Linked DNA regions of Mus musculus: region 2 is linked to region 1. Evidence: chromatin loops called from intact Hi-C (ENCODE). Cell type or tissue: heart. All regions are shown on one strand. Links, peaks and the distances in the headings refer to the core of each region. The heading gives the core; the rest is flanking DNA.

Region 1 (2,915 bases), core at 308-2,807:
TGTGAGCCTCCTTGTGGATTCTAGGGATCAAACTAAGGTCCACTGAGTCACTGTTTCAGCCCCTATTTGATTTTTTCCCCCTTAAAACCAGGTTGCACTCGGTAGCCCTCTTATTGTTGGTTAGAATCACAGCAATCCTCCTGCCCCAGTTCCCCAAGTGCTGAGATTACAGGTGTGTACCACCACAACACCTGATTTATCCAGGCCTGAGGATCAGACTCTGGGCTTCTCCAGTGCCAGGTAAGCACCCTGCCCACTAAACTATCTCCCTAGCTCGGAGATAACAGCTCAGAGTGGGAAGGTTTGTTCCAGTCCACAGTGTCAGAGGTTTCAGCCACAGTCTCTGGGTCCTATGGTTGCACAGTGTAGCATGGTGAGAGCACTTGGAGGAGCCGCTGTGTTCAGATGTCAGAATGCAGAGAGGATGGATCCAACATGCCCTGGGGGATACAGGGCTAGTGACCTCCTGCCTCCTTCTAGGTCCCACCCCCTAAAGACTCCTCCCTGTAGGTTTACAGTCTTTAGCTATGTTGTGTAAGTTTCCTCTGAGATTGAAACATTCCATCTTGCAGGGAAGCTCCTTAAGCAGGGAGGTAAACAACTCAAAGAGCTTCAGGAAGTCCCTGAAATGGACCAGATTCACTAGGCCCCTCCCTGCCAGAGTAAGCAATAAAAGATGAGAGTCCCTCTCCCATAAACAAAAGCTGAGCTGCACAGAGACTTTCAGAGGAGAAAGGCTTCCAAGACTCTGAGACCAGACCAGCTGTCTGGAGGAAGCAGACACCAGCTGAGCTACCTTGGAAGAAGCTGAGACCAACAGAGGACCTGGCAAGGCTACTCTCCAGCCTGTTGAGTGGCCTGCAGGCTGTGCAGTGTGCTCCAGGTTCCCAGCTTTGTGAGCTGTCATTCTTGCTGGGGCTGGGCTTCGGTGATGCAGCTGTCTTTGAGTCATGTCTGCTCCTTAATGACCCCTCACCCATATTCCTGTAAGTCATCACAATAAAACTCACTGGTTCCACCAGATTGGACTTCAGCGATACCTGTACTCTGGTGTGTTTCGGGTTCCCTACGTGGGATGAGCACACGTGTGTTGCATCTCCCCAGGAAACGTTTTGCTACACAACAAGCTTGAAGGCCTTTGGGGAACATTGCAGATCCAAACCATGAAAGTGCCAATTTTTGTTCTGGTGAATTAAGTCACTCAAAAACATTTTAGATTTTGCAGTGTTTTGGATTTCCAATTTTTCAGACTAGCCTGGGTTAACAAGACACGAGAAACAGGAGCGAAATTCATCGTAAAAATCTGTTAGTTAGCCAGGGGGTGACAACACTGGCTTTCGATCCCATCACTTGGAGGCAAATGGATCTCTGTACGTTAGAGGCCAGCTTGGTCTACAGAGTGAGTTCCAGAACAGCCAGGGCTACACAAACCCTGACTCAAAAAAACAAATAATTAAATGGAAAACAAACAGTAAAAACATGATAAAAAATAAAAACTAGTTTAGGAGACACGGCTCAGCAGTTAAGAGCACTTGTAGAAGACCTGGATTCAGCACTGAGAGCCCACACACTCTCACTTTTACCTCTGTTGCAGGCGATCTGATGCCCTCTCCTGGCCCATATGGGTATTACATGTATGTGACAGCCTTACATTCAGGCAAAACCCACCCATACACATAAAAATAATAAAAATGGAATAAACGCAGGTCTCTCCTCGGCTTGAAACTTGACAAGTAGGTCAGGCCAACTGGCCACAGAGATCTTCTTGTCTCTGCCTCACCAGCACCAGGACTGCCAGAACATGCCACCACACCTGGCTTTTTTTTTCATATGAGTTCTGGGGACTGAACTTTGTTGTACTAGAGCTTTACCACCTGAGCCATCTCCCCACCTGAGGAGCTCAGCTCTTATGAGGGGAAAACAGACGAGCAGTCTACTAGGAAACACAACCTGACAATCTGGGAACAGAAGGACTTGCAAGAACATGTGTAGGTTAAAGGGGAGAAACAGGTTGTGACCACTGCCCTGTGACAGGCCAGCAAAACATGTAAGACAACTGGGGAAAGTTGGTATGTGTGGGTGCATGTTATGTGTAGATGCTGAATGTGTGTGTGTGTGTTTTAAATGTATGTGTTGTTCTGTATGTATGCCTGTATGCCAGAAGAGCTCATCAGATCCCTTTATAGATAGATGGTCCTGAGCCACCAATGTAGTTTTGGGAATTGAACTTAGGACCTCTGGAAGAGCAGCCAGTGCTCTTAACTGCTGAGCCATCTCTCTAGCCCCAGGAATGTGATACTTTTAAAAAGATTTGAGGGAGCAGAGGATGGGGGAAGACCAGGTGGGTGCAGTGCCTGCAGATGTCAGATAAGGGCATTGAATCTCCTGGAACTGAAGTTACAGATAATTGTGAAATACTGTGGGTGCTAGGAATTGAACCTGGATCCTTTGCAAGAAAAGCAAGTGTTCTTAGCCCCTGAGCCATTTCCCCACCCCACAATTGATTGATTGACTGATTGGTTCATTGATTTTGAGACATGGTTTCTCTGTATAACAGCCCTGGCTATCCTGGAACTCACTAGGTAGAACAGGCTAGCCTCGAATTCATACAGATCTGCCTGCCTGTGCTCCCTGAGTGCAAAGATTAAAGGTGTTCAAACACTAAGCCTAGCTCGGCCCGTGTTCCTTACCTCTCTTATCAATTTGGTCCTAATTGACTCAGTAGACTGCATCAGACATTGCCTCTCATGCCCGATTCCTTCGGTCACGCCTGGCCTTCCTCTACTGTCTTGATATTTAAAGATATAAACTGGCAAAACCCAAGTGCTAGCAGCTAATCCAAGGTCCTGCTTTCTTCCCAGTCATGAGGAATTGAATGTACCCTTGTACTATGAGCAGAAATAACGGAGTAAACC
Region 2 (2,915 bases), core at 319-2,818, 380 kb before region 1:
AGACACACACACACACACACACACACACACACACACACACACACAGGAGACAGAGAGAGAGAACAGATCACACAGAGCACATACAGATACATACAGGAACACACATGCATGTTCATGTGTGTGTGCGTGTGTGCACATACACACTGTAGCAAAAGTACAAAACAGAAAAAGAAAGGTTTCAAATGAAGCAAGATAAAAGTGACTTACCATCTACAGGAGGACTCCAATAATATGAATGGCTGTGATATAATCATATTAGAGGCCATATGGCCAGAGAGATAGGCTGGAAGATGCTGGAGTTGGGGAGTGGCCTCTGGTCAAATGTGTGACAGTGTAAGGGTGTACTCCTCGGCTGTCTGTCACTGTGACAACATGCCTGAACTAAACCAGCCATCAGGAGGGAAGCCTTACTTTGGTTTGCCTCAGAGATTCAGACATGGCTGCTTGGCTCCTGTAAAAAGACAGAGTCGCAGCAAAAGCACGCAATATGCAAGAACCCACAGGCATAAGTTCCTTCCAAGTTGGCCCTACCCCCTAGAGGTTCTGCCACCTCCAAGAACACCACAGGCTGGCAGCCAAGCCTTTGGGCCTCTGGGAGGATATTGTAGCTTGTAGGAAATGTCCCCTGTAGACTCACATGGTTCCCCATTGGTGAGATGTTGTGGGGGTTGTGGGATCTTTAGGAGGCAGAACCTAGCAGGTGGAGGTGAGTCACTGGGGGACCGGCTTTGAGGCTCATAGCTTGGCCCTGCTCTGGACCTCTCTGTGTTCCTACTGTGTTCTGGCCACCCCCACTACCATGCCCTCCCCGTCATGGTGGTCAGTATCCTCTCAAACCGCAAGCCAAAATCCTTCTTCTATTTAGATATTTCGTTCAGGTATTTATCCCAGTGATGGAAGCCAGACAGGTAGCTGGTGTGTGCAGAGGACTCGGCTCTCACCTTATGGGTCTTTGAGAGCTATCACGATTTGAGTGTGAAGCATCCCTCCTGGGCTCATGTGTTTGAACACTTGGTCATCAGCTGGTGGTCCTAGTTCGTGAGGATATAGAACCTTTAGAAGTGAATCCTTGGAGACAAACCTTGAACACTGAACGGGGTCTCTGCCTGAGCCTCTGCTGTCATCACCATGAACTTTACCATGTCTTCCCCAGTAGGATGGAATAAGACGATGGTCAGAATAAGTCTTTCTTTATGTAAGTCACTTCTGTTCCATATTTTGTTGCGAGGATATAGGAAAAGTACCTCAGGGGCCATTGAAGAGTCATAGTTTCTGACAATCCTGTTATTTTGTAGAAAGGTGGTCAGTGTGTCAGGTGGAAAAGAAAAAAGGAAACCTAAGAACATGGTGAAGCCAGCAGGCGACCGCTGCATGAGAAGGAGACAGCATGGCCTTAATTATTAATATTTTATTTTTAGTTGAAATGTGGTGGGTGTACGAGTGCAGTACCCACGGAGGCCAAAAGAGGGCGACATATCCCCTAGAGCTGGAGTTATAGGCTGTTGTTAATTGCCTCAGTGTGGATGCTAGGACCAAGGTTTTAGATCTGAAGATATGCTGCAAATTGCTTTCCCAAATAGCTATGTCTCCAGCCAATCCCTTATTGGTGCTTTTCTGTGAAATGTCGCAGGCACCAGAGACATATGCCCTCTGGTTTTTTGCCAAATTTCCAATAAAGAGGCCAACCCATAAGCGGTAGCTTACACATTGATTTTCTTTTTCCTTTTTTTCTTTTCTTTTCTCTTTTTGTATTGCATTAAAATGATATCCTGATTGCTGAGGTCTGTGTGGCTTCATCAAGTCTATGCCCCTTCTTTTTTATTTTTATTTTTATTTTTAAAAAAACTATAGTTTTTTGCTATGGAGGCTTGCAGAGTGAGCAGTCCTATGTAGAGCCACCAGGAGGCACCCTCTCCCCATTGCCCCCTACACAGCTCCAGCACACGCTTGGGACACAGCCAAGGGTGTCTTGACCAGACAGTAGCTCCACTCTGGGCCCAAACCTAACGCCCCACCCCCCCACCCCCCAGTCCCCCGCTCCCACAATGTCCTGGAATCTATTCCCTCCTTTCCACCTTGCCCTTCCTGAGATCTGGTCTTACTGCCCAATCTCATGAGGAGATCTTTCTCCCTGCTTGCTTTTAGATTCGGCTTCACAGATGGAGGGCCCGCTGTAAAATGAAGGCTAAACAGTGACGGCTGATGGAAGTACTCCTTGCACACTAACTTCTTTCCTGAACTTTCTGCAAGGAGTGTGTGTGTGTGGGGGGGGGGTGCGCTGAATGTGTGGAGACTATGATGTCTGCCTGAGGCTTATGTTCCAGAAGGGACTTGGGTGACTGGGCCTGTCACAAACCTGGTGCAAAATTTAGTAGAGTGCCCACGACTCAGATTAATACGATTTTTCTTTTTTTTAATTTAAAGATACGTTCTTCCTATGTAGCCCTAACTGGTCTACAACCTGCCATAAAGAGCAGGCTGGCCTGGAACTTGAAATTATCCTCTTGTTTCTGGAATGCTGGGGTCACAGGCATGAGCCACTATGCCCAGCTGAGTGAAATATTTTTTAAAAAACAAAACAGAATCTTGCTGTGAGCTCAAATTGGCCTGGAACTTACAATCTGAGTGTTTGGGCCTTAGGAATGCTGGGATCGCAGGTCTGGGCTACCATGACAGATTGCAATTTAAAAAGAAAAAGTTAATGAAGAGTGAATCCACGTAGTACCATTTTTTAAATTATTATGCTATGAGAGAGGGCCAGCAGTATTACAGACCAGAGAGCAAATTTTTGGAGTCTGACCTCTCTCAGCCATGGGGTCCAGGGGTCAAATTCTAGCTACCAACCTTGTGTGTGAATCACTCATACCCCCTGAGCCATCTTGATGGCCCAAGGATCAGTATTTTCTAGCCAGGGT

The links. A loop is a pair of places that touch in the nucleus more often than their neighbours do. Peaks named below come from ENCODE experiments on the same cell type or tissue, not always from the same donor. Only the 100,000 strongest peaks of a DNase experiment are listed, where the experiment ranks them.
Region 2: it touches region 1 in a loop (4-fold over the local background); 8 of 42 quality-filtered maps call a loop at or near these places.

The regions. Positions count from the first base shown.
Region 1 is chr11:50,363,150-50,366,064 of GRCm38, forward strand. No RefSeq gene overlaps it. Among named protein-coding and RNA genes, the nearest start is that of Mir804, 6.7 kb to the left of the region's middle. In heart, for the core only: CTCF peaks have their summits at 1,614 (motif pointing left) and 1,813; a DNase peak (open chromatin) is centred at 1,592; H3K27me3 peaks cover 419 bases.
Region 2 is chr11:49,984,917-49,987,831 of GRCm38, forward strand. No RefSeq gene overlaps it. Among named protein-coding and RNA genes, the nearest start is that of Rnf130, 39 kb to the right of the region's middle. In heart, for the core only: CTCF peaks have their summits at 1,455 (motif pointing right) and 1,655; no DNase peak of the experiment used is centred there.